Regions from separate parts of the Mus musculus genome. Here all the other regions are linked to region 4. A link is a loop called in an ENCODE intact Hi-C map of the cell type or tissue named here. Cell type or tissue: heart. All regions are shown on one strand. Each heading gives the region's core, and the rest is flanking DNA. Links, peaks and the distances in the headings are about the cores only. Region 1 holds the start of Plekha1 (pleckstrin homology domain containing, family A (phosphoinositide binding specific) member 1). Region 2 holds the start of Gm39098 (a long non-coding RNA gene). Region 3 overlaps Tacc2 (transforming, acidic coiled-coil containing protein 2). Region 4 holds the start of Nsmce4a (NSE4 homolog A, SMC5-SMC6 complex component). Region 5 overlaps Tacc2 (transforming, acidic coiled-coil containing protein 2).

Region 1 (6,054 bases), core at 324-5,323, 320 kb before region 4:
ATCCGCCTGCCTCTGCCTCCCGAGTGCTGGGATTAAAGGCGTGCGCCACCACTGCTTGGCAGGATATCGGCAGGATATCTTTTTCTTATATGAACACATCCCATACAGATATTCCTACAAATAACTGAGCACACTATAGGCAAGCTTCTAAAGCCCCTGAATGCTTCCGCCTCATGAAGTAACTGCATACACAAGTCACTCTGTTCTCAAATGCTATCTACTCACAAGCAGTGGAAATAAATGAATAAAATTAAATAAAGAAAACTAAAATTGGATGTTTCTCTCCTATTGCATCAATCTTAATCTATTATTGCAGATCAGAACCAATTTTTGAAATTTTAAATAAAGTCTTGATATGCCAGAAAATGTACTGCTCAGGCATATGGAAGGTGATTATTTGTGTATCTTCAGCTCCTAGCTAGCAACCAGTGGATGCTTAAAACATCCCTGCTACAACTCTTGAAACTTACTAGCCAAAGCAGAGTAGCCTCTGACACATCTGACAGTCACTGCATCCCACCCAAAAGCCTTTCTCCTCATTCTTACACTACAGAGCTATTTAAATGAGAATAAGACAATGCACACTACTCAACAAGTTCATGTTAAAATCTGATTTAAATTATACTAACAAATTATTTCTTAGATTTCCTTCTGAATTATAAATTCTAAAGGGGGAGGACAAGAGTTACAATCTGAGTAGTGGCATAACAGTAAAGAACTTCCTTAGGCCCAGTAGTCAGTTTTTCAGCAGCAAAGCTCACATAAAGATGTAAGTTTCCACCTTTCCCAAGTATCTTCCTATTGCCCTAGGCATCTTATCCTATCTTTGAATACTGCCCACAGTAACTGTTTAAAGAATCCAATGCTATTCTTAACATCCTTAAATACTTCTAAAAAGGTCCTTCCTGCTTATGAACTCATGGCCGTTTCCTCACAATTGTATACTTATCCTGTCCCACTGTCTCAGTCTCCGCCAAACAGATGTACACAGCACAGTCTTTCCTATTTTGCTACACTGCTAAACCCAAACAGAAGACAAAAAAAAAAAAGATACAAACCTGCTGCTTTCCCCGCCCCCCAACAGCAACAGTGAAACCAGAAGCCAACAAGATAAAGGGAGACAGAAGGCAACATGTATATCACTTCCCTGCTGTGTGTGGCAAGCTAGTGACTCTTTACAAGCACAGATTCACAGTATGTCCACTGAAACAGTGTTATTTTTCAATAGAAATCTGACATTTGGCACAGGGTAGGGTTTATAACACTATAAAATAAGCTATTAATTTGATTTCTGCTGACTTACTATTCTTGTTTATCTCTGCTCTTAAAGAAGAAAATCAACTTTCTGTAGAAGAGTTGGTCCAGAATATGGAATATTTAAATTTGAGGGAAAATGGTTTGCCACAAGTTTGTTGGTAAGATAAACTAAGACGCACTGTATTCAAAATTCGTGTTACTATTTTTGAAATAATAGTTCATCTCCAGCTGTAAACTAAAAATGGTTTTTCATTTTACTTCCAAAGCGTCTGAGTCACTTAACACTCTTCTAAACTTCGCTACAGATTCGTCCAGTGGCCGTCAACGTAAAAAGCCTGGAAGCTAGAGAGCAGATCACTCTACAGTCTTAAGACAATGGTATAAACCTTGGAGTGGGCTATTTGTTCCGGTCATTAAACACACAGGAAATAAGCTTTTCTGGTTAGAAAACTAATTTACAAAGGGCAATACGACTTCACAAGAGTACAGAAAATCTTATTAAGATAGATAACGACCAACTCATCCAAGCAAGTATTAGAAAGAACGGGAAGGCGAACTAGAAAACGAAATGCCATAAACTACCTGGTATCTGTTCCTTAAACCTGTCCTCGGGACTCGGTCCCAGACAACATCAGTTTCTGAATTTACTCGGCCCTCGGTGGAGCCTCAGCTTGGGTGTCGAGCAGAACGAGGATTCTACCAAAAGCGGAGCACCGCGAACAGCAGCAGGGCGCTTTCAACCTGACACCACTTTCTCCCCGGACACTCTCCCGGGAGGGTCAATAGAAAGCATCCGAAAGGAACCAGAAGCCGAGCAGGGCAGCCCTCTTCCAAGTCCCGAACCCAGAGTTCAGGCGCCTCTCGGGTCCCACCCGCCTGACCTTGGCCAGGGCACTCCCAACCCTGCCACTCTCTCGGTCCGCACACGCGGGGAAGCCGGGCTGTGCGGGAGCGAGCGGCGCGGATGGGGCGGACACGGCCCTGGAGGCGCGCCGCTCCGACAGGCGTCGCCACCGGGATCCCCGACAGGGGCCGAGCCACGGCGACGGCAGCGAGGACACCAGGGGCTGTGGGCCTTGGCGGGGACCCGCAGGGCTGGCGTCGGGCGCAGAGGAACCCGCGCACAGGTGAGTCCGGCCTCGCCCAGGTGCGCGCGCCCGCGGACGCGCGAGGAGGCGCGGCCCCGCGCCCCCCTCAGCAGCCGGTGGCCGCCTCAGCCTTGCCTTCCTCGCCCCGCTTTCCCCTTCCACACACGCACACCCGAGCTGCACACCTCATGCCCCACTTTACCGCGGCCTCCGCCCGGAGCACCCGCGCCACCGCGGTCCCGGCTCCTTCAGGCACCCAGCTGCCGGGAGCGGCGCCCACGACGGCCCGCCCGCGCACTGCGCACGCGTGCACGCGCTGCCTCTACCAGACCAGACAGCGACTGAGATTCCGGAGCGGGCACTCCCTACCGCGAACACTACAAGTCCCGACAGGCTCCGCGCACGCCCGGCGGCGTGGCGGGCAAAGGAATCGGGCGTCTTCCTAGTTCCAGGGTGGTGGCTCGCGGCCGCGCGCGGGGCGCTGGGTTCCCCATGCCGCGCTGCATCCTGGGGCTTGCAGTTTTTGAGGACCACGAGGCTCGGCTTAGGACGTGGAACTAGAGGTTCTCTGATGTCATCACCTAGAGCTGCGAGGCACAGGGATCTTTAAAAATAGGTTTGGTTCCTTTGCAGATAATTTGCAAGCTGTCCCATAGTGGGTACAAGAAACATAAAATTCACTGGTTGTGCACCAGTTTTTTGCTCCTAACCATTTCTTTCTCAAAATGCAATTTCACCTCATCCTTAAAATAGTGGTATTAATGCAAGAGGCCAAGGAAATTTAAAAGGATTGCTCAAAACTCTTTCAAGGAGATATTTTAAAATATTCAGCCTATTTGTTGAGCAACCTCAGTGTATGAAGTCCCTGCCCTCGTGGAGCCTGTGTTTCATAAGGGGAGCTAGCCCTTTACAAAATACAATCCTTATACATTTTAATAAGTGGAAGAAAAGAATGAGCTTCAGAGATAGAGATAGGGAGGCAGGCTTCAGAGAGGATGTCCTGTCCAGCAGCATTCTCTAAGGAAGAGATATTTCAGCTGAAACCTGAAGAAGGTGAGATATTTAAACATGCAAAAGAACTGGGAGAGAATTACATACCCCACTTTTCCCAGTGAGTGACACACACTGAGGCTCTCAATAAACGTTTGGGGGTTTGTATCCTGCACAGCTGGGGATCATGCCCTCTCACTTGAGAGTGTTTTATCAACCTTTCTCATGACAAGGTTCCTCTGTCGTGTACGTGGGACAACTAGGCTATGCTAGATGAGAGACTGGAGGGGTAGAACTGGCAAACTGCCCGTGCTGACTCTCCACCTCAAATCTCCAACATCGAAGACGATCAGCACCTTACCTTCTTAGAAATCTCAGCTACACAGCCTTGCTGAGGGCCATCTGGCTCTTCTTCAGGTGGGAGCAAGAAGACTCCTTTCCTTATCTACAGACTGGTTGAAAGAGTCCATAGAGTTGCCAGCGCAGCCCTTTCATTTGGCCCATGCACTGGGCTTTTGCTGATTTAACTGAATGTATAGATGAAGTTTTAAAAAAAGTTTTCACATAAAAATCCAAATGTCACCTGATTTTCTCAGGTTTTTTGAGCTAACTTTCCTTGGCTTGAAGATCTGAAAGAAATTCCTGGCTTTTCAGCCCTTGGAGCCCTAGGAGATTCCATTGGGAGTGATTAGAATGTACATAACGAATTGGCTGTTTGCAAATCTGTAACAGAGAAAAGCAATTAAGTTAGGATGGGCTTATTCTGGCTCACAGGTTGAGGGTCTGCATGGTTCATCCTGGTAGGGTAGGTACGGTAACAGAAGAATGAGGGTCAGTCAGAGCGCATCTGGCCCGTATTCAGGACGGGTCTTATCTCCTCAGGTAAACTCTGGAAATTCCCTCACAGACATGCCCTGAGTTCTTTCCTCCCTCTCCCTCTCCCTCTCTTCCCCCTCCCCTCACCCACCCCCCACATCAAGTTAGCAATTAAGTTCAACCAACACAATCTAAAAGTCAAATTCAAGTTCAGTGTCTTTTCGTGATGGGAAATCCCTAACCCTGAAGCCGTGAGCCTCTCTATCAACCCCCTCTGCGTTGGACGAGAGAGCCATTCTCCTGATTGTCGTTACCATTTGACTAAGCAGTGTGCAATCACATAATGAATCCTAAAGCTTATTTGGCACTGAGAGTTAAATGTATGCACAGTGACAGAAACCAGAGAAGGGATTCAATTTGCCCAATGACACACAGCCGAAGTATTCTCCGGGCTACTTTGAGGTTGGGGTCCAGCCAAAACTTGAGAATTCCTGATGTGCCTTTAAGTTCAGAGGCTGAAAGAAGGGTAGGTATAGAAGATAAAAGGCTCTCTGCTCTTCCTCTGCCCTACCCCCCTTTCTTCAGTTCATTATATAACATAAGTACTTTCGCTGTTACTTAAGAAAAAAGTGTAAGCATGTGAGATATTCCTATGCTGAGATTAAGTCTGACAGCAAACCAAATGAAAGAGGACGGAGTGAAAGAGCAGAGGCACGCTAGAATACTTCCCAGAGCCAGTCTGGACCGAAGGCTTTGTAAACTTCAAAGTACCTTTGAAGCATCGCTGCCCCGTCATCACCATACTTCACACGGATGAAGTACTTGGGTGTTTTATTCTAAATACTCCTTGGTTTCTTTCTACACACTTAACAGCAAGATACCAGCCCCTCTGATAGAGCCAAGCAGACCGGGGTACACAAGCCAGGAGACTAGTCCAAACGCATCTGGTGCTACTGGGTGTCATTTTCCTCCCCGCCCCCCTCTCATTTTTACTTTTGTTTTTAGTTTTTGAGACAGGGTTTCTCTGTGTAGCAGAACTCACTCTGTAGACTTTGCTGCTCTCGAACTCACAGACATCTGCCTGCCTCCACCTCCCAACTGTCATTTTCCTCTTTGATACGGTCTCTGACTTCCCTTCCCCAGGAACACCCTGAACCTTTGTGCCTTACTTTTTCTCCTTTGCAGCACTCACATATTATTTACACAAATCTGAGCAGAACATCACCCACATATCTGATTGGTCTTATTTTCCTTCTGTCCCGCTAGAATAGAAGACCGACCCTGACAATGTTTAATCTAATGTTTAATTCACACCTATTCTCTCTCTTGAATAGAAATGTCTGCTGAACATCACAGGCCTCCTTCCTTGCTCAGTCAGACTCAAAAGACAAACCGCAGGAACAGTTCCTGAGGTAAATCCCTGTCTAGCCAGACGTCAGTCAGAACCAAGGTGAAACAAGGATTAAACGTGAACAGAACTCTTTCTGAACCCAGTGCTGTCTTGTTTTCCCTTCAGAGTTAAAACAAAACAACAACAACAACAACAACAACAACAACAACAACAAAGCCAGCTCTTTTCTACTGTTTGGTGTAAACGTGAACTAGAGCCAAGAGAGAATCAGAGCTTTGCCTCTGTAGCTGCATTGGAGAAGCTGGTTCATGGCCCTCTGCCACACCCACACTCCTGGCAACCAGCTTGTGATAGGAAGAATGGTTCCTGGTAATTACCCAGGGCTGGTTGGGTTAAGGGACTTGCCAGACTACAAATGAGGTGGCTGAAGTCTCCTTCAGGAACTATGGCTTGCTCAGCACAATCCTGCTCCAGGAATGAATGTAAAAGACTGTTGTTCTGGAGGGATTGGTGCCTGGGCAGGTGCAAGAAAAGTAAGATTTCCAAGTGGTT
Region 2 (6,054 bases), core at 584-5,583, 99 kb before region 4:
ATAAGCAGGCACCTGTGAGGTAGAAACTACTAACACAGGGTACTGTTCCTTTGCAAAGCACTCTACAGTTTGCCAGTGTCTTCATGTATGCGGCTTCACCAACAGACCACAGCTCCATGAAGCAGAGGGGCCAGGATAACTACCCCTACTATTGACTAAAGAGAAGAGGCCCCCTAGATGGTCCATGACTCCCCCAAGGTCACACAGCTGGTAAGAGGGGAGGCAGGGCTGGTACGATTGAGTCTTTGTCTCTAAATCCTTGGCAATCTCTACACTGCCCCTCCCGCCCCAGGGGAAATGAGTCTCGAGAACTTTGCTTTCTCTTAACTGGCACGCCTGAATCCATTAGCTAGACGAGAAGCTGAAACCCTGTAACAGAGTACACAGGGGAGACGGAGAGCAGGGTGGTGCTGAGCCCCTCCCCCACGTCCAGAATGGAGCCTCCACCACCAGCAATTACTATGTTTTCTGGAGACCATTGCTCTAATTTTAGAGGCCCTGCCTGGCAAACCTTTGTTTCTCCTGAGTCTTTGTTTTCATGCCTCTCACGTCTCTCAAATTATTTCATAATCTGTTACAATGTTTTGTCATCCAAGGGAGTCGCTGTGAAAATGATTGTTCAGATTATAAACCAAGGTCTGTGACCTCACTGGGGCAGAGGCAGCAAAAGATCCATCCCCAAGCTGGGTTTCACAGACCTTGGTCACAATGGGAGAGACCCAGTGACCTGGCTGTGAGCCTTCTCTTTCTTAGATTTGCTCCTCTGGACAACCTCAGCCACTGACTCTGTCAACTTCTCAAACTTTCTGATTGTCTGTGCGCAGGTGCAGGAGTCTGCCAGACCCAACCATGATGATCCAAGGACCGTGTTCTGGGCCAAGGGACCAAATCCCAGGAAAACACACATCCATGTGCACACATGCATGCCGATGCTCTCCACTACACTCTCCTTGTCTGCTAGCCCCATCAGCATCTTGCCAATGCTCTCCGCTACACCTTCCTTGTCTTCTAGCTTCATCCACACTACAGCTTAGAACCTGGCTGCCATAGATAGGTTTGTTTCCACATCCTCCTAAAAAGTATCTTTTGAATTCCTGTGACCTTGGCAGAGTCCTCCACTTAGGCCACTACTGCTACTTGGAGTAGCAATTCCCGATTCCCGGTTGTTCAGGCCTGTCCCATGCAAAGTGCCCTTGACCCACACCCACCATGTGCCTATAGTGCACTTGGTCACCAAGGCAACCAGAAATACCCTTCTGTGTTTCTAGATATTCCTTCCAAGGGGTGCTGACCCCTATCAAAGTCTGCCCATCAGATACAGATGCACCTGTGCTCTCTCTCTCTCTCTCTCTCTCTCTCTCTCTCTCTCTCTCTCTCTCTCTCTGTCACACGCATGCACACACACACATGACCTTACAGTCTTGAAGTCATTCAACTGCCACCAACCACCCCCTCTCCAGAACCCTGCCAGTTTTTATGGAAGTAGTTCTGTAAACTAGATGCTAGATATGTCGTTTCCTCATGCAGAGTCTGTCTCCATAGAAACAACAAACAAACAACACCAATGCAATACCAAATAAAACCAGAGGCTGCCTGTGCTGTGACACCTACACAACCAGGTCAGGAGTCTGGGGTCCTGTGTTGGAGCCCCACTTTGGAATGCAATCCTAGTTGAGACCCTGCACGTCCATGCTTCTTTTTCAAATCTGTTACGGGAAACCTTGATCTTAAAGTGTCCTTTCAGTTTAAATAGTCCATGCACTGGCAACAGAGGGGAAGGACTAATTCTATCTAGGTTTCACAGAGGCCCCAAGAACTGATCTGCAGACTTCCGTAAGCAAAGATGCCTGGGTATGAATGACTGGAATATAAGCAGGCCATACTCCATGAACATACTCTGAGGCTTGAGCTAACTGTTTCTTTTAAGATGGGTCTTAAATGCTGGCTACCATATTCAACATACCATGCCACAGAGCTGTGATTAAGGGCACACGGCACTGCACCTAGCTTGGGACCTAACGTTTGAGTGGCATCAGAAGAAGGAGGTGGCCTAGAGACTGAGTCCACCCTAGTGACTGTATAAGGGGCCAGCTGCCGGATTATATCCTGCTCCAAGTCTCCTTAGAGAAAAACGCCCAGGACAGGGCTGGGCCTGTGAAGAAGAGACCCATGAAAATCCTTCCACGCGCTGGCCAGCACAGCCAGCCAGCCCTAGTCTCCCTTCCACATTCAAACTGTCAGCCCAAAAGCATAAGTTGGGACTCACCACTAAAATCTACATGTAGATCTGAATGGATGTAAACCAGCCAAAGTCATTGCTCCATATAAAAGAAAGTGTGGCCCCTTTTTAAATGTGGCCACTCTACAGGGTATCAGAGAAATGGATCGGGAGCTCTCTCTGCCTCATAAGAGAACTGTGCTTTCCTCTGGGATAAAACAAATAGGAGTCTGCCCTGGGACCCCTCATTGAACGGACTGTTCAATGGGGACCTGGGGTGATCACAGGGCACATGTAAACCCATTCAGCAAGCCCTTTCCTCTCCCCTCCGGTGTTTCTATTTCTACCAGCTACCACAAATGTCTCTCTCCATTTGACACCATAAGACAACCGTGTATCGAGTCGCCACTTTTTAAGAAAAGACCAACGCGGGACTTAAGAAAACAGCAGGTATATAGAGGCGTGTTCCTAGGCAATCACAGCACGTCTGAAGCTGCCTGTGCACAACACCCAAAGTAAGAGAACCCGGTGGCAGCCTAGCTGAGCCAAAGGACGCCTAGAGGGAAGCTCGGCTGGGTCACGTGCCGCCCTGGAGCCCAGAAGTGCGCTCGGCCCCGCTGACGTAACTGTTCGAGAATTTAAAAGTCTCAAACTCGGAGGAAATCCTGTGCAGATCTTTAAGACTCATCCACACTCATCAACATGACCGCCAAAGATGCCCCCCCCCAAGAGACCCCCCCCCCCCGGCATAACCAACACGACTAGGAAAAAGAGCCCAGTAGAGATGGCAAGAGGCAGCCTCTGGTCAGGGATAACCCCCTCCCCCGGAAACCTGGAGGACCCCAACACTCCGCCCACAGGCGCTGACTCCTGGTGGCCCACTTGGGGGAACCAGCCTCCAGACAGACGCTTGGGTCCCGCCAGTTCCCTGACAGATACACGCCGCTGCCAGCAGGGAACACAAAAATGTACTTTGCTACTTTCAGAGCCGACACAAGTCCCTCTTAGGAAAGCTGAAAGGAGCTTCGCAGCCCCTTCTAGCACGGCTTTGTCTGGCGGCCAAGGTCTTGGGGTCCTGTGTCTCCTCCCTGACCCCACGTGCGCCCGCAGTCACCACTGCGCACTTACCCGGGATGATCAGGGCTGGCCCTCAACGTAGCCGCCTTTCTCCCGGGACACAACCACCAGAGTCCCCCGGACAGGATGAGTCCTCTGAGCCTGGCGCAGTCCCTACGCGGGAGGACCCAGGAAAAGCAAACTTTCCCGGGGCAACGGCGCGGGGCGGGCGCGGGCTCCCCGAAGGGCTCGGGAAAAGTTGCAGCACAAAAGGCCAATGACTGGGAGAGCGCCGGCGACCGGGCCAGGCTCCTCCCCCAGCTCCGAGCGCTCAGGGCCAGCACAGCCAGCTGCTCGCAGGGGCGCCCGCCGCGCTCTCCTCCCCGGCCAGGAATGTGCTGCCCGGCGCGCCCACACGCACCCAGGGGCCCCCGCCGAAGTGCACCCTCAGGCTAGGGTGCCGGGGAAAGGACCGCACCCGAACGCCCCGCAGACTTCTTCCAGGAGTTTTTGAGTCACAACAACTTGTTACTGTTGGGAGTCCTTTTTCCACGGCGCTTTCCCCTATGCGTGGCCACGTGAAGGAAGGATTGGAGCCCAGAGCTGGGGCGGGGTTGGCTCCTGCCTGCTAGCTGGAGAAACCTAAGCAAGAAGTTGGAGGTGGGTGGGGGCAAGACACTACCTGAATCCACACTGGCCTTGCCTTCTGCCTGCCTGCTTGTCTTCCGGACAGACGCTTAGCCACAGAAACTTTCAGTAAACTTTGCACAGCTGCTGCCCTGCCTGCTTCTTTAGCTGTTGCAACCTCGGAAGCAGGCGTATTTCTAGGGACTGTGTACGTTTCAATTTGGTTTAGAGATTTTTTTTTTTTTTCCTTTTAGGGTCTAAAAGGAGCTCTTTCACTTGCATCTCCTCATACAGAGAAGTGGTACTTACCTGCCCACGCCACACCTTTTCCTCTGGAAATTTCTGCCGCTCGACCCCACTTGAGAAGAGAATGTGGCTATATGTGGGTGTCAGGCTTCCTATTTTAAGGTTTGTGTCAAAGAAAACATTGCTATATTTTATAGACTCAGAGACCAAAGGGCAGAAGACTCAGGGTGACTCGACACTTCCTTTCCTCCCCTTAAAGAAACACGCCCTAGGTTGGAGAGCCCCAGGTGAGAATTCCCTAGCCGGATTTGTAGACAATGCTGCCACAGAAATTTTCTGTATTTAAAAAAAAAAAAAAAAAAAGCATTTCTAAGAGTCACATTTTGAGGACCATTTAATAGATTCCTAGCTCATTCGCTTGTCACGAGCACATCGGTACCATATTATTGTGGTCATATCACAAATTAGAACCCCAATCTACTCGCTTAAATGTACCATCAACCATTGGTGAAGTACCCTAGTTTGATTTCCTGTTGCTTCGATAAAACACTGACCAAAAGTAACTTGAGAAAGGAAAGGGTTTATTTCAATTCACACTTTACAGTCCATCACTGAGCCGGGTATAGTGGTACAAGCCTTTAATCCCAGCACTCAGGAGGCCAAGACAGGTAGATCTCCATGAGTTTGAGGCCAGCCTGATCTACAAGGTGATTTTCAGGACAGCCAGGACTGTCACACAGAGAAACCCTGTCTCAAAAACAAAATGAAACAAACACACAAACAAACAAACACCACCACCACCACCCCCCAACCCAAATAAAAGGAAAAAAAATCCATTATTGAGGGAAGCCAAGGAATTCAAGACAGGAACTGGAGACAGAATTTTCAGACAAACACTCTGTGATGGTTTGTATATCCTTGAACCAGGGAGTGGCACCATCTGGAGGTGTGGCCTTGTTGGAATAGGTGTGACCTGGTTGGAATGGGTGTGTCACTGTGGGTGTGGGTATAAGATCCTCACCCTAGTTGTCTGGAAATCAGTCTTCCACTAGCAGCCTTTGGATGAAGACATAGAACTCTCAGCTCCTCTTGCGTCATGCCTGCCTGGATACTGCCATTCTCTCACCTTGATGATAATGGACTGAACCTCTGAGCCTGTAAGCCAGCCCCAATTAAATGTTGTTTTTTATAAGACTTGCCTTGGTCATGGTGTCTGTTCACAGCGGTAGAACCCTAACTAAGACACACTCCTTATGGCTTTTTTATACAGTCCAGAAGCAGCTGCCCTGGGGTAAGAACATTCCTTCCAGCCAGCCTAGGAGCCTGAGCCCCACCCCTCGCCCCCCATCTAGGCAACAATGTCCTTGGGGTGACAGGCCTTTCCCATGTGAATTTCTCTTCCCCAGGTGACAACTACAGGACCTTCATGACAGAGGACAGCTCTGTGGTCCTGGGACACCAGACTGTAGCATCTCCCCTCCCCCAAAGGTATCCATATTCCTCATAGTCTGTGACTATGTTCTGTCAACATGGATGTGCTGGTTGGTTAACCGTCAGTGGACACAGCCTGGAAACCACCAGGAAAGCATCTCAACTGAGGAACTATCCAGGTCAGGCTGGCCTGTGGGCATGTGCATGGGGAATCATTTAGACAGTTAATTCATGGACAAAGATCCAGCCCTTTGTGGGTAGTATCATTTCCCCAGTCTGGAGCACTGGACTGTGGGAGAGTAGGGATGGCGAGCCAGTACTGCTCGAATGGGCTGCATCTATGTCTGTCTCCTCCTGACTGTGCAAGTGGTATGACTAGTTCCTTGACTTTCTGCTTTGGTGTCACCCAGTGATGGAGTGTGTCCTGGTATTGTAAAGCCTTCCTCCGCTGAGTTGCTTTGGATCAGGACATTTTA
Region 3 (6,054 bases), core at 434-5,433, 210 kb before region 4:
TCCTGTATTTCTTTTCTCTGCTTCCTGCCTGTCAAACTATGAAATGCATGCCCTCACCACCGTGGTGGACGGATTGTTCTGGAACTGTTAGGCAAACAACAACTCTTCCTTCGGATGAGTCTGTCAGGTATTTGGAGAAGACAATGACAAAGGACCAGGCCGCTCTCCTCAGGGGCTGGCTGCGGGTCAGTCTGGTTCACCGCTCTGCTCTGGGCACACAAACCCCCGCCACACAAGTGGCCCTGCCACGGGATCCACGTGCTGCATGAACAAAGGTGGCCCTGAAGTGACCTGTACAAAGTGTTCCTGTCCCCATCTTACAGAAGGTGAAAGAGGGTTTGAACAAGGCACCTCATTTGTTCACTGAGGGAACAGCACAGCCCAGGCTCAGCCCCAAAGACAAAGCCCGGCCATGACCAAATTCTTCCCAAGCCCCCTGAGATGGACAGTCCCCACTGGGAACAGCCAGAGATTTTGATTTGGGTTATTTTTCCTTCTGTTTTCTGATAGAGCACCCTCTTGCTGTGTCTTAAGTTCAGCACATTATTACTGTGTGTCACAGTGAGGGGGAGGGGGGGTGTCACAGCCTGAATTTTACTCCAAGCCTTGAAATTTTGTGGACCCAGGGCCTTGTCAGCTGAGAGTGTGCATTAGAGCTAGCTGGAGGGCTACACAAACAGACATGGCTCCCTCCTCTCTTTTGACTCAGCAGATCGGGGTGGGGAATCTACACAAGTAACAAGCTCCCTGGATTCAGATAGAGCTGACCCAGGGCCCTGCCTGGAAAACCACTGCCCTAGGAGATGCCTATTGTCCCTCCACCCTGCCTCTATGATCCCAGGGTTCTCAGCAGCGTCCAGAAGCCACCAAGGGCAGTGGCTCTGGAGTCTGACACGCCAGCTTGGAATCCCAACTCTGCAGTGTTCTTAAACTCACTGTGCCTCCTCACCAGAACCAGAACCAGAACCAGAACCAGGGGATAGCAGTGCTTCTGGGCCATAACATTTGGAGAGGTTAAAAAAAAAGAGAATGAATACAAAGCTCTTGGTGCCCTGGGACGGCCTGGAATCTGACCTGTTATCAACAGCATCACTGCCCACAGAAGCTCTTAACATCGCCCCTGACCCAGTGGGACAGCGTCACAGTGACTCATGAAGTGCTGCCTTTTAAATAGAGAGCTTTTTAATACAAGCAATAGACTTGCTCTATCCACACTCCTAGAGGAGAGGGCACTGGCAAATTCCACTAGATGTTATTGACCGAACTTTAGCCATTTCCTTTGCTCCCAGCATGCCGTACAATGTACATTCTGGGCTGATCTGTGGTCACGTATACATTTCACCAGACAGGCTGAAGGAGCTATTTATCAAACAGAGTTCCATCTGATTTCCTGAATCTAAGATGTCGCCTAGCCCAAGCTTTCCTCTTGTCACTTTTAAAAATAGAATTGCCCGGTTCCCAGGAGAGCCAGGCAATGGCAAGTCTGCACAAATCTTCTTACTCGTGACCAACAAAGCTAGGCTCTTAAAGTCAGGAAATCAGCCTCAGCCCCCAGACAGGACAACGGGGACTCGAAACCCTGATGGGGGCTTTCTGGCGTTTGCAGGCAAACCACTATTAAATCCAATGGGGAAAGCAGCAAATACGAAAGCAAAAATAACCAAGCCAGGAAAACAAAACACAAGCAAGGGGCTGCGAGGGGTGGGCTGCGATGGGTGGGTGTCAGACGGTGGGGGTGGGGTGGGGGTAGGGAGCAGTTACTTACCAGGCTTGCCTGTTTGTTTTGCAAGCAAAGGGCAAAGAGCAACAGAAAATGGAAGCAAAACAGAGAATCAGGGCAGTTGTTAGAAAAGCAGAAACAAACAAACAAACAAACAAACAAAAAATCGCCACAATCTGGAATGCAGAAAGCGCAGAGGTTCCTTCCTGTCCTGCATTCCATGGAGCCCACTACTGAGCTTAGATAAGGCACGCTTTCTCCTGAGGAGCTGCTGAGAAGGGATGAGCAGGTGTGGCGCCTGGGTCAGAGGAACCAGGCTCTCCCTCAAAACACATGCACTCTGGTCCTAAGCTGCCAGGCTCTCAGGCCCAGGTTCGCCTTGCTGGACAGGTGGAATGAAACTGGGATGAAAACATGGAATCCAGATGAGGCCCATGGGCTTGTTTCTACATGTGAAGGGACCTACTTTCCTACGAGGCAGGCGGGTCCACCCACCTTCCCTGGGCGGTCATGTCACAGGTTGTCAACACGGAACATGAAATGTCTAGTGGCCTCACCCAGCGATCCTCCACAGCAACTGACATACAATTTTTCTGGGTTAGAAAAGCTTTGGAAAAGCGGATGAGGGAGAGGCTGGTGAGTAAGGCTCGTGACTATGCACACAGTAGGGATGTTATCCAAGAGATGATGCACTCAGCTAGGGATGCTGTAGCAGTCTCCCTGAGCCATCCTGGGGGTTCTCTTGTACACAGAAAACTGTTCAGAGTCCAAGAAAGAAATGCACCAAGCCTCTGATACCCACCCTTCTTAACTGTCCAAGATTAAAATGTTCCAACTGCGGTCAGCTGCAATTTCTCTCAGAAGCAGGAATCAGCACCTAGTAGCTTCTGTCTCACCATAATGGCAGATTCCCAGATAGGTCAGCTGGACAGGCTCTCATGCTTAGAGTCCACCAGGGGGAACTCCTGCTTCTCTGAACATCCCTAGCTGTGTGCTTGCTACAAGCTGGCTGTGGCAGCCTTCCCTCAGGCCTTTCTCCCTCAACACCACACTAGCATCTGCCAGTGTCATATCCCAAGACACAGGAGGCAACCCTGTCCACACTGAGAGAAGCCTGTTTCCTCTCCAGTTCCTTTGCCAGCTCTTAGAATGCGCAGCATGTTGAAGTTTCTATCTCATCCATAAGCTTGTGCATTTGGCTCTGATGGGATGCACCTTCCATGGGATCAATGTGGCTGAACGTAGGCCACAATTAATGCTCCCGAGAGGGCCAGCCATTCAACCATTGGCCCTCCTGCTACTGCAAAGGCCACTGAGCCGTTCATCTTGGGGTCAGCTATAGACGGGTAGGACTCAAAAGGCCAAACATTTGCTACAGGGCTCTGTAAGCTTGTACAGATCTAGGCTCTGTAAGCTTGTGCAGATCTAGGCTCAGCACAAACTTGTATGTTTACCCCACAAATCCTTAGGTAGGGAAAAAAAATCATTTTTAAAACTGATTATCATGAACCTAAGCAAATAAACAGATAGCTAGACATAAATCAACATGAAGACCAACTCCCCAAGACTATACAAGCCTGGTCTTGGACTATCTCCAAGAATGTTTCTCATTATAGAGGAGGAGGATGGGGAGGGGGAGATGGAGAGATAGATAGTAACACGAGGAAGGGAGGAATAGAGGAGAGGAGGGGGGCGGAGGAAAGGAGGAAGGAAGGAAAGATGAAGGAAGGCACACAGGTCATTGTGTGTCATTTGCTAGTATAGGGCCGTCTTTCATTGCAGGCCTAAGCAATCTTTCAGCTCTGGCACTCAGGGATGCAGTGTTCTGACGGAGGTGTCACATCTCAGGGAGAGCTGGGATTGGCTACCATGCTCTGCCAGCCGCAAGAGGAAGGGTACTGGGTAGGGAGTTGCCATGGGTTCCATCCTGGCCCTAAATCTATGTGTTAAGGCTGTATATTTAATCATGGACTCTAAACTAAGTTGGGGTTGGGGGTTTTAATTCTATGCTTCCTGCAAGCAAAATCCAACTTACTGGCCAGACTCAGACTCCTTCCCAACATGGTGGATCACCTGGTTGGGTAAATGAGGTCTGTGGAGATGCTGGGGAATTGTGAAGTTGTGACGTACATTCTCCTGGCTATCCTCAGGGTACAGCCACAAGTGCGGCTGAGATGGTCCCTGCCGAGGAACTCACTACTCTTAGAGGAACTGGCTCTGAGCCTTGTGGCTGAAACCCACCCCCATTCCCCTACCCCCTCCCCTGAGCACTCTAGTCGTGACACCCACCGATCATCTGTGCAATGGTCTTCTCATATTCGGCCACAATTTTCCTGGAAGAAAGGCAAGGAAACACTCAGCTATAGAACAGGACGGTGTTAAATCTCTGCCCACGGGGGTGGGGGGTGGGGGGTGTGGGGCGTGGGGGGGTGTTACAGTGTAACCAGGGAACAGCAGCACAAATCCGGTCAGAGCTGGGCTCACACCCTCTGCACTCATCCCTGAGCTCCATCACTAAGTTCCTTCTCCCGGCATAAAGCTCTCAGTCCACCACGCTGTCCACTATGTGAACCAACGGGCCAGAGCGCCCCCCAGAGTCTCACATCTCACTGCTCTCACGGGCTCAGCACTTTCCAGCTGGCTCACGGACATGGCGCTCAATGTGCATAGACAATTTCCCCCGATCTCAGCTCTCTCGTTCCAAGTGTAGCCTAGGGTGTTTGCTTACTTCCTTCTCTCATTTCTGCCACCCAGAATCTGTTTCTCGAGTCTAATTCAAACCTTTCCCTCCCCAGGAAGCCTTTCTCATTGCTCTTGTAGCTCCCTAACATCCTTTCCGTATCTTCTTCCAAAGCCTCCGGAAACAGGAGCTAGTCTCCTCTAATGGAGGAGACATTCCGCAAGGTCTTAGGCTGCTTCTTGTCCCCTTGCATTTTTAATGATTTATTTATTACTTTTATTTTATGTGCATTGGTGTTTCACCTGAATGTATATTTGCATGAGGGTTTTGGATCCCCTGGAATTGGAGTTTCAGACAGTTGTGAGCTGCCATATAGGTGCTGGGAATTGAACCCAGGTCCTTTGGAAGAGCAGCCAGTGCTCTTAAGTGTTGGGCTACCTCTCCAGTTCCCTCCCTTGTATTTTTAAACTCTCTCTCTCTCTCTCTCTATATATATATATATATATGTATATATATGTATGTGTATATGTATAAATAATAAAATTAATCTTGGGGAGTGGGTGTGTAAAACAGTATCTCACCATGTAACCTTTGACTGACCTAGAACTCCTTACATAGACCGGTCTAGCTCTGAACTCACAGAGATCTGCTTGCCTCTGCCTCCCAAGTGCTGAGAATAAAGGTGTGTACCAGCATTGCTTGGCAACTCCCCCAGATGAAAATATCAAGGTGTCAAGCATCCCTCTGCAAGAGCAGTCCTCTGAAGATGCAGGGTCTTTGCCCATTCAATCCAGTCACCCAGAAAGTGACACAGTGCCTTCGGGAAGATGTGCTGGTGGCCTAGAAAACAGGCCCTGACCCTCATCTAGGTGTTTTGTTTCCTACTAGAAATGTATGGAGGAATGCGAGTCTGCTGGAGTTGAAGCAGGGGGATGCAGGACACATTTATCTCACTGGATTCTTTAACTCGTGCATTGTGTTATTCTAAAAACACTCGTAGGAGATAAAGAGACACCCCAGCAGTTAGAACTTGTGCTGCTCCAGAAGACCCAGAACCCACAGTGGACAGTTCTCAAGCAAGCTGAGGCTCTGGGGGATCAGATGCCTCTGGCGTCCAAGGGCGCCGGCATTCATGTGCACAAACCCACGCTCAGACACACATCATTAAGAACGATCAAAATATTTTAAAAAATTAAAATCTCTTAAAAACCACCTATACAAAAATACTAGCCATGATTATAGAGAAAAGTGAACTTCTTCTATAGAAAGCGTTACTTGGGATAGGGACCACCTCAGCACAAACCGCCACGAAGCCAGGGAGCAGGGCTTCTAAGCAGCAGGAAGGCTGCGCCCTACTGACCTCATTTCCACCACTTCCCGTCGGCTTTCTTCATATTTATCCCTCCACTCTGAGACTTCTCTCTCCTTGGCGATGACCTAGGGTCAGGGAGAGAAGAAAGAGGTAGATTCCCAGATGAGTGCGGTCCGGTCTGCCCAAAATCAGGATGCATCATACACACACACACACACACACACACACACACACACACACACACACACACACACACAGACACACACACAGACACACACACACATGAGATTTCTCACCTAAAAGCAGGATTCCATCCAGAGAATTTCCCCAAGCAGGAGAAAT
Region 4 (6,054 bases), core at 769-5,768:
ATACCTGGTTTTATGCAATGCTGGGGTTGAAGTTAGGGCTTCCTGCTCGGTAAGCACTCTACCAATTTAGTCATAGGTCTGATCCAGCACAGAAGTATTTTATGGTTGGGGGTCATCACAACATGAGAGCCTGTATCAAGGGGTCGTAGCTTTAGGAAAGTTGAGACCCACTGCTCTAAGCAATGTCTTAGAATGAGGCCTCCTTTAAGTTCTTTATAAAAATTCATTTTCAACTAAACATTCTATTGATAGTCAACTCAACAACCAAATTAAGGGGTAAAAATAAAGAAAATTTTCTTTCAATTTATTTATTTGGTCTTTTCAAGACAGAGATTCTCTATTATGCAGCCCTAGCTGTCGTGGGTGTTCTAGGCATGTAGATCAGGCTGGCACAGACAGAGATCCACCTGCCTCTTCCTCCTGAGTGCTGGCATTAGGGGCAAGCACCACTATGGCTCACACAAAGGCATTTTTCTCGACTCTTAAAACTGCTGGGATCCAGGAATCGCCTCACAAACCACAGAAACACTGATCTCAGACAGGGAGAGTTTATTGAGCATGCACCTCAGGACTTGTTGACCAGGGCCATGGTTCAGATTTGGGAACTGAACCATGACCCTGAGTTAAGATCCTACAGGGTTTTTAAGCCCCAAATCCACAAACATCTGTGCCAAGTTACTTCACCGGTGGATCAAGATCTAGGGTTACGGGGTTTCCTTGGGAATGTGTCTTTGTTGTACATTTATTCTGTTCCCATTGGTTGGGGGTACTCAACAATGGCAGGGGCCTTGCCTTGTCTGATATTCGTGTCTTAGCTTGTCTACCGGGATGGGTAGTGTGGCCCTTTGCTTCTTTGCCTTCTGTGCCAGCAGCTGCCCTTACAGACCTGCTTTCTGGTCTGTGTTCAGGTCTGCTGCTGGCAGCACCTGCCTCTTGTGCTTGTGTTTAGAAGGGGGCTCCTCAACCCAACACAGGCATAGGACAGGATTTTGGAGCTAGATCACTGTGCCACCCGGATGCTATTTGAATTGTCCTTGGTACAAGGTAAACAGTACAATGTTAAATGCTTTCACAGTGGTGGCTTAAGTGGTACTATGGGGAAGGAGATGGGATCACTGGGATGTATCAGGTGTTAGAGATGTAAAAAAAAAAAAAAAAAAAAAAGGTGGCCACAAGATGGGGAGAAGGATGAGAAGCTAAGAGCCTCACATAGCAGGGATTGCTACGGATGGGAGGATTAGGTGAACAAGGAAGTGCACTGATGATATTAGAAACCAGACTTCTCACTGCTGAGGAGGAATTTATAAATATAAAACCAGAATGTATCAGTCAGAGCTCTCTAGAGACACAGAACCAACACTACTTACATAGACATGAATGAGGAGTTTTGTTATCTGCCTGGCCTCACGCAGTCAGGGAAGCCAAGAAACCCCTCGACCAACATGTGGTCTGGAGAGTGAGTGTGATCTGGGTCTGAGAGCTGATGGAGCAGGGCTGCTGGTGGGGTGCCTCCTAGTCCAAGGTCCAGGGTATGAGAATGGGTGATAAGGAAGACAGGGCAGTACTGGTCTGCAACCTAGAACCAGGAGTCCAGTGTCTGAGGGCAGAAATAGATGCCCTTGCTGAAAGAGAAAGATAGAAGGTTCTTTTTGTCTCTGCCCTTTTCTTCCATTTGATTAGACCATCGTGAATCGGATGGTGCCCAGCCAGGTTTCTGAGGGCAGAGCTTCTCAAGGAATCTGAAAACCACCCCAGATTCACCTACAAATAACATTTTTGCCAGCGTTCTGGGCATCCCTTATCAAAGTTAATCATGTAAATAAATATAAACTCATCACCACAGAGTGGAGAAAAGCCCCCTGGACTTCAACATCGGACTCTGATCGGACATCGGACACTGCTATAAGCTTGCGTTTTATTTGTTAAAGAGATTTGCTATGTGTGCGCATGTATGCCTGGTGATGCTACATGCATCACGTATGTGCAGGAGTCCAAAGAGGGTGTCGAATCTTCTAGAACTGTTGTTCTAGACAGCTGGGAGCCACTATGTGGATACGGAGGACTGATGCCAGGTCCTCTGTAAGAGCAGTAAGTGCTCTTAACTGCTGAACCATTTCTTCTCAGTAGTCTACATTAATACAGAGAATAGTATTTCATCAATCACATTCACCCCTTCTTCCCCACACACTCTTCTGTGATGTCAATGCAAATTAGTGTTTTAAATTAACCCAGCAACATAAAATATGAAGAGATGCACTTATATACGTGTAAGGGTGTCTATGCATAGCTTCCTAGTTCTTTTTTCTTTGGAGGCTCTAGAAGCAATGATATCTCAGTAGCAGTGAGCTCACTAGGCTTTGGATCTTGGTCTCAAAATCCTCTCAGCCTTTGTGAGGTAGTTAGATTCACGAGGATCAGGAACTCAATATTAGCTTCAGCTACAGGGTCAGTTTGAGGCCAGCCTGGGTTACATGAAATCCTATGTGAGAGGGAGGGATGGAAGAAGGAGAAGTGTGTGTGTCAGAGGGTAGATTACCTCAGGATTCCTAAGGTGGCATAAAAACTGGTACATGGGCGGGCGGTGGTGGCACATGCCTTTAATCCCAGCACTTGGGAGGCAGAGGCAGGCAGATTTCTGAGTTTGAGGACAGCCTGGTCTACAAAGTGAGTTCCAGGACAGCCAGGGCTACACAGAGAAACCTTGTCTCAAAAAACAAACAAACAAAAAACAACAACCAAACTTGTACACGGCAGTGTGGATCCATAATCCTAGTGCGTTGGAAGTGAAGACAGGAAAATGCCTAGATCTTGCTGGCTATTTAAGTCCTGTCAAAAAGACGAGTTCCAGGTTCAGCTAGAGATGCCTTATGGTAAAGAACGTGGAGAGTGGGCTGGAGAGATGGTTTAGAGGTTAAGAGCACTAGTTCTCATAGGAGTAGGGTTCCATCGCCGTTATCCACAGGGCAGCTCACAAACCCTTCTTAACTCCGGTTCCAGAGGAGGTGTGCACGTCCTATTTTGACATCTGAGGGCACTGCATACATTTCGTCCACAGTGTGCACGCAAATAAAGGATGTATATACACACACAACAAATCTAAAAAATGTGGAACTGAAAGAGGAAGACCCCTGAAGCCAACCTGCCGTTTGTACCCGCAGATGCACACTTGTGCATGCGTATCTATGTACAGTGCACACACACACAATTACATGGAATGATATGTATACATGTATCTTTGAAACCACATTGCATATAATTATCTTCCTCAGACCTGTTATAGGGTATCTGTTGTTAGAGAATCAGCTGTGAACCTGCCGTGTGGTGGTGCAGATATTTAGAAGGAGGCTTAACAGTTTACTATGGTACAGTCAAGGAACCCTGTTTTGTTTGTTGTATCCTCCCCAAGGCCAGAGGAGCCAAAGAGACAATGGGAAGATGCATGACTAAGTGGGGTGGGCATTAGGATCAGAGATCTAAAGTCCTAAGACTCTTGCTTGCAGGGTGGAGTAACTAAGAACCAATGCGAGGCACAGACACAGCCAACGCCGCCGCGACCTCCGGGCCACAGGTGTCGCTGTGTGCTCACGCGCCAGCCGGGGAGCTGCGTTGCTCCTGGAGCCGGCGCTCGAGCCCAGCCGGGGGTTTCAGTTTCTGGCGCGAACTTCCGCCGCTCCGAAGTTGCAAGGCGAATTGGCGCGATGTCTGGCGACAGCAGCGGCCGCCGGTCTGAGGGCCGGGGCCGGGGCCGCGACCCGCACCGGGATCGCACCCGCTCCCGGTCCCGCTCGCGGTCCCCGCTGGCCCGCCGCGGCGCCGCGCCGGAGCGCAGGGAGGCAGCGGAGCGTCCGAGCTTGGAGGACTCCGATCTGTCTGATTCTGGGGACGAGCTGATGGACCCGGCCTGCTTGGAGGCCGAGTACGACCAGGGCCTGTGCCGCCAGATCCGCCATCAGTACCGCGCTCTCATCAACTCTGTCCAACGTAAGGTGGCGCTTTGTGGCTGCGCGGGCCGGTGGCGTTCCATGGCTGGGGAGGGCGGTGGAGGTGCAGGCGCTGGCCGGTCTGCGCAGGCTCGCGGCAGCGCGCTTTCGCTTGTTTACGAAGTGCAGCCTACGCGACCTTGGCGGCGGCCGCGCAGGTGCTGTGTGGCCGGCTGGAAAAGCGGGAGACCAGACCTGGTGGTGACTTGAGCTCAGCTAGCCAGTAGGGAAGACAAGCACACACCACCAGATTTTTGTTCAATCTAGCTTGCTCCTCGTGGGCGCCTGAGCTATGGAGTCCCTTGGGATTGCTAAAATGCACATTTCCCTGCCCAGCTCGGATACACTGAATCAGAAATGCTGTACAGGCCCAAGCGTTTGTTGTGTGGCTCTCCAGATGAGCCTGTTGCTTGAGAAGTTGACAATCCTTTCTTAATCGAGCCCTTGTATTGGGAAGCCGAAGAGTCATCCCTTTGCACATTTGGGGAGCAAGTGTTTCCTGTCAAGAGTTCAAGTTTTGAGGGCTGGGGAGATGGGCAGATGCTTCTCTTGCGACCTTAATTAGATTCCCCAGAACCCTCTAAAGTGTCTCCTAAAAGTAGTTCTGTAAACTTGTATCCTCAGCCGAGGGGAAGCAGAGACCCTGGGTCTCTTTGGCCAGCTCACCTAGCCTTCTTGGCTAGTTCTATAGATAGATAGATAGATAGATAGTTCTATAGATAGATAGATAGATAGATAGATAGATAGATAGATAGATACCCTGTCTCAAAAGGCAAAGGTGATGGTGCGCTGAGGGAAGGACATCAAAGGTTGACCCCAGGCCTTCTGCACACACAGACGTTCAATTTGCTTGGAACAGTAGTAACATTGTCTCTTTCTGTAAAAGATAAAGCCTTTTTCTGTTAAAGAGATAAAGCCACTCTAATCATTACCCAGGCTGTAGGAGTGGAAGGAACTGTAAGTTGCTACTTATTAGTGAAGGATGTGCCCAGTTCCCTAAGCTTGTATTCTTTTAAATAGAAAACCGGGAAGACATACTGAATGCTGGTGACAAACTAACAGAGGTCCTGGAAGAAGCTAACACTCTGTTTAATGAAGGTAATTCATGATTTTAAATCTGTTATTGCAGCTTATACTCACTGGGTTACTTTTATAGAAGCCAATTATTGTTGTTCCATAATTCCCATTTACTAGTGCACAGGCCCAGAGCCTTTTCCGTTTTAGCAACAATACTGTGCACTTACCACTTGGTACAGTGTATGCTTTAGGGTTCTTCGAAGATTTCTAGAAGTCAGGAAGGAGTTGTACAGTCTGTTTTAAGAAGCCTCTTCCATGAGCTGGGCAGTGGTGGTACACACCCTTTAATCTCAGCACTGGGGGGTGGGGGAGGGGCAGAGGCAGGTCTCTGAGTTCAAGGCCAGCCTGGTCTGCAACTGTCTGTTCCTGTGCATCTACAGCTACACACAGAAACCCTGTCTCAAAAACAAACAAACAAACAAACTAGCTGGGCGTGGTGGCACACGCCTTTAATCCCAGCACTCCGGAGGCAGAGGCAGGCAGATTTCTGAGTTCAAGGCCAGCCTGGTCTACAAAGTGAGTTCCAGGACAGCCAGGGCTACACAGAGAAACCCTGTCTCGAAAATAACAACAACAAAAAAGACTAACAAAAAAGAAGCCGTGATTCTTTTGCTGGCTTGAATTTGAAAGTTTCACTTGTATGTTCTGTTAAGCAGATAGATGAACTAGAGAAGAGTGCAGCCAGCTTCAGAGATCCTCTTTTCTTTTCCTTCCTTGGTCTCCCCTCCTTTAGCTATTGATCCACCTATAACCTAATGGAGGTGCCTCATCTACAGGCACACCTCTTGTGTGTGGTTGGGGACAGTGGGGAAGAACTTTCCGTGTTGAAATCTGGCTCCTGGGAGTTTTCTATTTGTTTGAAGTTGTGTGTCCATGTGGGTTTGTGCACATGAATACAGTTATCTGTGGTGGCCAGAAGAGGATATGGGATTCTTCTCAGAGCTGGAGTACACGGAGGGTGTGAGTTGTCTGACAAGGGTGTTGGGAACCCAACCCA
Region 5 (6,054 bases), core at 673-5,672, 110 kb before region 4:
CCTTGTGGAGCAGGCCAGTAAGCAGAACTCCTTCATGGTCTCCACATCAGCTCCTGCCTCCAGGTCCCCTCCCAGTTTGAGTACCTCCTGTCATGGCTTCCCTCAAAGGTCCATGACTCAGGATATGGAAACCAATGTCTTACCAAGTTGCTTTCATATATGGTAGTGTTTCATCAGACTGACAGTAACCCTCACTAAAACAGGGTCTCAACATACGACTTCCGGAGGACACAGAGGAACACACTGTCACAGGAATACAGGATTCTTGCTGGCTAGAGTGATCTAGGTGAAGTCCTAGGAATATTCTAGGAATAGCTGAGACAACAAAGGGCATTACTGGGCCCCTGTGTGCAACGATTCCTGCAAACCAACAACAGTTTTTCAGGCAGGAAGGCCACTAGTGCGAGGCTCCATCCTCTATGCCACACAACCAAGGAAACTTCCTCCCTCTCTCCCTCTCTGCGTGGTTACAAAACCGCTGGCCTTCCTTCTCTTCCTCAGAGGAGAAGGGTGGTGTGGAGAAAGCTGGCCAAGGACAACAACGGCAAAGCCAGGCCCGGTGTCCTGAGGAAGTCGTCAGCACGGGGAGAACGGCCAAGAAACAGGAACAGCAAGATCAAAGGCAGCAGAAGCCAGGCTCTCATGAGAAGAGGAGCTGCGTGTACAAAATGTGATTGGGCTGTAGGAAAAAGAAAGAGACGGGGCTAGGCGGTGGTCGGAGACTATCAGTTACGCTGGAATAGAGGCAGAGAGGTGTGCATGCATGTGAGTCCCTGTGTAGACAGAAGCACACATTCATCCTATTTCCCAACTCCCTCTTGAGAAAGGTTCTGTCAAAAGGATGGAACCTCAAAGGGGCAGCCATTAGCCAAACCTTCGGTTATTTGGACCTCAAAATGGGAAATATGGGACCTAGAGAGATGGCTCAGTGGTTAAAAGCACTGGTTGTTCTCCCAGAGAACTAAGGTTCAATTCCCAGCACCCACATGGCAGCTCATAATGAGCTGTAGCTCTTGTCTCTTGGGATCCAAGGGCCTCTGAGGGAACTGTACATACATGTGCATAGTCAGACATGTAGGCAAAACACGCATCCACACAGGATAAACGCTCAAAGAAATAACAAAAAAACATAGAGAAAGTAATGGATCGCAATCAATCCATGGAGTTAGCGTAATGATGGATATATCCACATGGACTGAAGTGATGACAAGGAGAAAGGAGGGCCTCCTAGTGTCTGGTGCGGTCGAGAAAACAAAGATGCATCCACTAAGGATGCATCATGAAGGAGGCAAGCGAAGGCCAGGCAGGGGCCATGGGAGGATGCTAGGGCAGAGGCACGGAGGCATAAAGCAGCAAGTGGACATCTGATCGCTAAGCATCTTCTACCAAATACCATGTGATCACAAAATGAAAAGTGATCTCTCTGTAGTGGAGAGGTCTGGCAGGCTCCGGCTTTGCCAGGTACTCCTGCCACCACTACAGAGGCCCAGCTACACTTCTATAGATTAGTCTGCTCATAGACGGGCATAGAGTGAGGGCCTTTCAACATCATGAAACATCTGTGCTCTTCAAGGTCATGGGAAACTGGGAAAGGCAAGGCAGGATTCTAGACTGAAAGAGAGTAGGTGGTGGGACACAGGGTCCAGCGTAGGACTGTGCCCTGGACCTGCTGGGACATGGTCAGAGGTGGTGATGCTGAGTGGAGTCTGAGAACTGGGGACTGCTCCCCCGATGGATGGCTGCACTGGAGTCATACCAGAGGGTGCTGCTGTCTAGGGACATGCATGCTGGAGCTCTCGAGGATTTGGGCTTTAGGTTTGGGAGGGGTCGACTTCATTCAAGTTGATCTTGAATGACTCAGAGAGGAATAGGAACAGATATACATCTGTAGATAGAGTGACTGGCCGAACCTACGTGGGAGAATATCAGTACACTGTTCTCACAGCTGTTCGGAACCAGCAATCAATGTGTGCAACAACAGTAAAACAAGGCTTGCCAGCGACGCCCTGCACCAGCGAGGAGCCTGGTCTGGCTCTGGCAGGCCGCACGGGCTCTGAGGAGAGCAGGGAGGTTAAGGTGGACAGCTGAGGCTAGGTTCTGAGAGGCCTCAGAAGGTCAGGAGATAAGGCATGAACTTGTAGCCTTGAGGTGACAAGAGTGTCAACAGAGCCATCCGCAGGCGAGTGGCAGGACATTTTAAAAATGACAGTCATGTTGCTGCAGAGAATAACTAAAGAGACGATCCCCTAGTGAGGGGTCCCAGTAAGAGCTCTGGGACTATTTAGGAGCCAGATAAGGCTGGACAGCACACAAGCCGCTGCAGAGGAGGGGGGCTTCCAGGTGTCCACCCAGGATTTCGTGAATGACAGAGGGAGCAATCAGAGGCCATCTGGGATTTGATCATTGAATGACTTGGCTTTAACTACAAGCCTCACACATAAACTCAGGACTTCCTGTGTCATTAGTGACTTATCTTTAACAAGGATTTGAGATTCTTTATTTATTTATTTATCTCTAAAGGAAGTCCGGTGAACTTAAATAAGTTTACATCATTCTGACTAATACATAAACTAGGGTTCCCTGGAGTTTGGGATGTTGTTATTGGCATTGCTACCTTTTTCTTCTATAAATTGTTTCGTTTTCTCCTGAGACAGAATCTCCCGTAGTCCAGGCTGGCCTTAAACTACCCACGTGGGGTAGGATGACCTTACCTAGAACTCCTGGTCCTCCTGCCTCCACCTCCAGCCTGCTGGGACTACAGGCAGGTGCTATGGGGCCAGGTTTACTAAGCAGAGGGTTTTGTGTGTTCTAGGCAAGCACTGTACCTACCGTGCTCCACACAGCCGGGTCTCTGGCTCGGAAGTATTCCTTCTTCTTTTCCCCACGTAAGCTAAGAAACCTACTTTATTATCTAAATGATAGTCTCATCATGTTACCCAGACTAGTTCAATTATCATGCCAAGGCCTCTAACTAGCTGGGGCTGTGGGTGTGGGGCACAGTGTTAGCTAATGTAAAACTTGATAAACTCAAGGCTGGACTCCCCAGAAACTGTGCACTGCACTTTAGGGAACCCCGGAAGTCACAGCTGCCAGCTCTGTGCAGCTCACCTCTGTTATGTGAGGTTTTGGAAGGCAATGTCAGAGCTCAGTGGAATGGAAACGTCTCTGACTGTAGCTCTTCTGCACAAGCTGTAGGCTAGCTGTAAACTAGCAATACACAGTAAGCAGAGGGAAGGTGTCATGACACCTGGAGACTCCCCTGGGAGTGTCCTTCGCAGAGCACTACTGAGCATCCTGTCAAGTATGTCCTCTGGGGAGCGTAGCAGACAGACCCTTGTTCTGCTTCTACTGATAATCACTAATGCAGGCTCTGGGCAAGCCAGGCTGGGCTTTCTTTGTCTGGATCTAGTAGGTGAGAGTGGATTGAGCATGGCCTGGCATTCCTGAGCACCAGGCACAAGCAGAGCCGATTCCTAGACCAGCAAGATCAAGTTGCCTAAGATCAGACAGGGAACAAGGCTGTAATGGTTAAGGTATTTGACCAAGATCTAGGAATGCTCGTTTTATTGTTGCTAACACTCTAATATGAACTTGGTAACAGATTAACCTAAGCATACGAGCCTCACTCATAAGAACAGCTCCTTGCCAAGCCTGTGTGGGGAGCATCCCACACTCTCAGGCTTCCTTTGCAAGGATGAAGAACACTATCAAGCTGAAGCCAAGGGCATGCATAGGAGTCCAGAAATCTTCCAGTCAGCCAGGAGGCCTGGCCAGAGGGAGGAAACAGGATGAAGGTGCCTCCCACAGGGCTCTAGGGAAAGTGGCTGGTGGGATGACTCTGAGGCAGAGTACAGACAAACACTTCCACTCCCAGATAAGCAAGTCCAGCAAGGCAAACACTTGCCCTTTGGTTAAAACAAAAGGAAATACTCTTTTTTTTTTTTTTAAGAGGAAAAAACGTGTACAGTATCTCAGGGCTTTGCCAAATGTGGTCTGTAATTCTTCGGGACTCCTGACAAGAGGGCAGCCATACTGCCTGACAGAAGATAGTAGAGGAGACCAGGTCTTGGGAGTGTGGGCCTCTCACTGCTGACCCTAAAGTCCTTCAGGAGCCCAGGCTGTCTTCTGGAGTCTTCCCTTGGAAAGAGCACAGCCCAGTCTGGAGCACAGGCACAGCTCAGGAGGGGTGCAAGGAGCCATGGGACCTCTCAGGAGAGAGGAAGAAACAAAACAGCAGGTCCAGGAGGGAACTTGGACCATCAGCAACAAAAGAGGAAACATTGCCCTTCACTACCAAACCTCAATCCAGGACACAGAAGTAAGTGTACGGGAATGAATGAATGAATGAATGAATGAATGAATGAACGAACGAACCAAGAAGGCTGTACAGCCCCCAGGGAGCCATAGCCGTGAAGGCTGATATAATGCAGTGTTTGGCACACATTTCAAGCAAAACTTCCACTCATTTCAACTCTGACCTGCGCTTTTCATTTCTTATAAGGTCTCAATTGTTTTTTCAAAGCCTCAAATTTATTTTTCCTACTCCTGGGCTTCAGTACTGGGTCTTTGCTGGTGAAGAAATAAAAGGCCTGACATAACCCCTCTTGGGAGGCAAAGACTGCAGGGTCAGACTGCCTTAGTCAGAACCATTCCTCTGCAATAAAGAGCAGTGCAGTCTTAGGGCAGGTCTACCCAAAGCTCAGTCTCCCCATCTGCCACCCAGGCAACAGTCAGACTCATTAAGGGCAGTCCTGAGAGCATCTCTCCAGCAGGGTACCTGACCAGTGGGATGTGTTCAAGAGAGGAAGGTACCATCAACATAGACGCAGCAGGTCCACACTCCCTCCTTCCTCCCCGAAGGGTGTGCCTCCCCCCATATACACACTTCTCCTTCTCCCAGACTGTGAGGACACCAGTAGAATGGGGATCAAGAATGAACACAGCACAGACGGTAGCAAGTGATGGGACAAATGTTGACGAGCACACAGGATGTACTAGGCACGATGCAGACATGTTTTCACAAAGAACAAGCAAGCACAGCCTCTGGTGATGGCTGGAATACGGTTCATCTCACAACCTCAAGCTGAAGTGCAATCCCCACCAAGACATATTTAAAGGCGGCACCAGGTGGCACCTGTAAGGGCTAATTAAAGCTCTGCCCTCAGGAGTGGATTAATCCATTTATGCACCTAATGGATTAATGGATTATCTTGAGAGTGGATCTGTTATAAAAGCCAGTCTGGCTGGGTCTCTCACATGTTCCCAGTCTCTTGTCATGTGATGTTCTGTACTCGTTTGTTACTTTGGCAAGGAGAAGGCTGTCACCAGATGCATCCCTTTGACCTCAAATGGAGCCACCAATCAAAATAAACCTTTTTTTTCCTTTGTAATTCAGTCTGTGTCATTAACTGTTCATTACTGTGTCGTTAACAGAGAATGAGCTAAGTAAGGCTTCTCTCCACCCTAACCCACACTGGACATTTCATCTGCTCTAACTCCAGATCTGAGATCTCTGCCCCTGGGTCACGCAGGGTTTGGTGGTCTCAGGCAGAATTTAGTGACATGTAGTACAGAAGAATCAACTGAGGGCCACCCTCCAGGAGGTCTGAGCAGTGGACCAGGGAAGGCCTTTCCTCTCCCAGGGCCCCAGGCATCCCCCGACAATATGAAGGTTTAGACTGTCTAATCCAAAGTCAGGGTGATCAGAAACCCACAGTCCCTAGAGGCACAGCCCCCCTGGTCTAGCTGAAAAATGATGGGGGTGGGGGGTGGGGGTGGGGCAGACCATAGGCAGTGCCCACATGTTGGACCAACCCAGGAGTGAGTACTAAAATGGGAGGCAGAGGCTGACCTGTGGACTCAGCTCTGGCCACCCAGGATGCCTTGGTAAAGGAAGGCAGGACGTCAGATGGCAGGAAGCCTTCGAACATACAACTTAAGTATCCCTCAAAACCCTGCTATTATTGTCCCCAAGGCTTCCCGGTTAGTGAACTCAGGGCTGGGTATCATGGAGAGCTCAGGTAAGAACTTACTCTCAGGACAAGCAGAGAGTAG

The links. A loop is a pair of places that touch in the nucleus more often than their neighbours do. Peaks named below come from ENCODE experiments on the same cell type or tissue, not always from the same donor. Only the 100,000 strongest peaks of a DNase experiment are listed, where the experiment ranks them.
Region 1: a loop joins it to region 4, with 2.3 times the contacts of the local background. A loop is called at or near these places in 3 of 42 quality-filtered maps.
Region 2: a loop joins it to region 4, with 2.0 times the contacts of the local background. A loop is called at or near these places in 5 of 42 quality-filtered maps.
Region 3: a loop joins it to region 4, with 3 times the contacts of the local background. A loop is called at or near these places in 16 of 42 quality-filtered maps.
Region 5: it touches region 4 in a loop (1.9-fold over the local background); 4 of 42 quality-filtered maps call a loop at or near these places.

What each region holds. Positions count from the first base shown.
Region 1 is chr7:130,862,477-130,868,530 of GRCm38, reverse strand. It overlaps Plekha1 (pleckstrin homology domain containing, family A (phosphoinositide binding specific) member 1), which reads right to left and starts at 2,807. Exons shown (of 13, transcript NM_001346515.1): 1 at 2,548-2,807. Gm5602 (a long non-coding RNA gene) reads left to right here. Exons shown (of 4, transcript XR_869992.3): 2 at 1,818-2,384; 3 at 5,486-5,563; 4 at 5,668-6,054. In heart, for the core only: a CTCF peak has its summit at 2,250; a DNase peak (open chromatin) is centred at 2,740; H3K4me3 peaks cover 2,264 bases; H3K27ac peaks cover 1,432 bases.
Region 2 is chr7:130,643,723-130,649,776 of GRCm38, reverse strand. The region is part of intron 3 of Tacc2 (transforming, acidic coiled-coil containing protein 2); the gene reads right to left. It overlaps Gm39098 (a long non-coding RNA gene), which reads left to right and starts at 3,820. Exons shown (of 3, transcript XR_869991.3): 1 at 3,820-3,934; 2 at 4,156-4,309; 3 at 5,189-5,215. In heart, for the core only: CTCF peaks have their summits at 1,609 and 3,206; DNase peaks (open chromatin) are centred at 2,126, 2,786 and 3,596; H3K4me3 peaks cover 2,926 bases; H3K27ac peaks cover 3,997 bases.
Region 3 is chr7:130,751,617-130,757,670 of GRCm38, reverse strand. It overlaps Tacc2 (transforming, acidic coiled-coil containing protein 2), which reads right to left. Exons shown (of 22, transcript NM_001004468.3): 17 at 5,761-5,837; 18 at 4,010-4,053. Among named protein-coding and RNA genes, the nearest start is that of Btbd16, 19 kb to the left of the region's middle. In heart, for the core only: a CTCF peak has its summit at 2,680 (motif pointing right); no DNase peak of the experiment used is centred there; H3K4me3 peaks cover 351 bases; H3K27ac peaks cover 2,275 bases.
Region 4 is chr7:130,544,919-130,550,972 of GRCm38, reverse strand. Nsmce4a (NSE4 homolog A, SMC5-SMC6 complex component) reads left to right here and starts at 3,592. Exons shown (of 11, transcript NM_001162855.1): 1 at 3,592-3,981; 2 at 5,001-5,078. The coding sequence starts at 3,699. In heart, for the core only: a CTCF peak has its summit at 3,564; DNase peaks (open chromatin) are centred at 3,542 and 4,012; H3K4me3 peaks cover 1,943 bases; H3K27ac peaks cover 2,219 bases.
Region 5 is chr7:130,652,467-130,658,520 of GRCm38, reverse strand. All of the region lies in intron 3 of Tacc2 (transforming, acidic coiled-coil containing protein 2), which reads right to left. Among named protein-coding and RNA genes, the nearest start is that of Gm39098, 9.5 kb to the right of the region's middle. In heart, for the core only: a CTCF peak has its summit at 3,791; DNase peaks (open chromatin) are centred at 1,340, 3,350, 3,790 and 5,280; H3K27ac peaks cover 4,278 bases.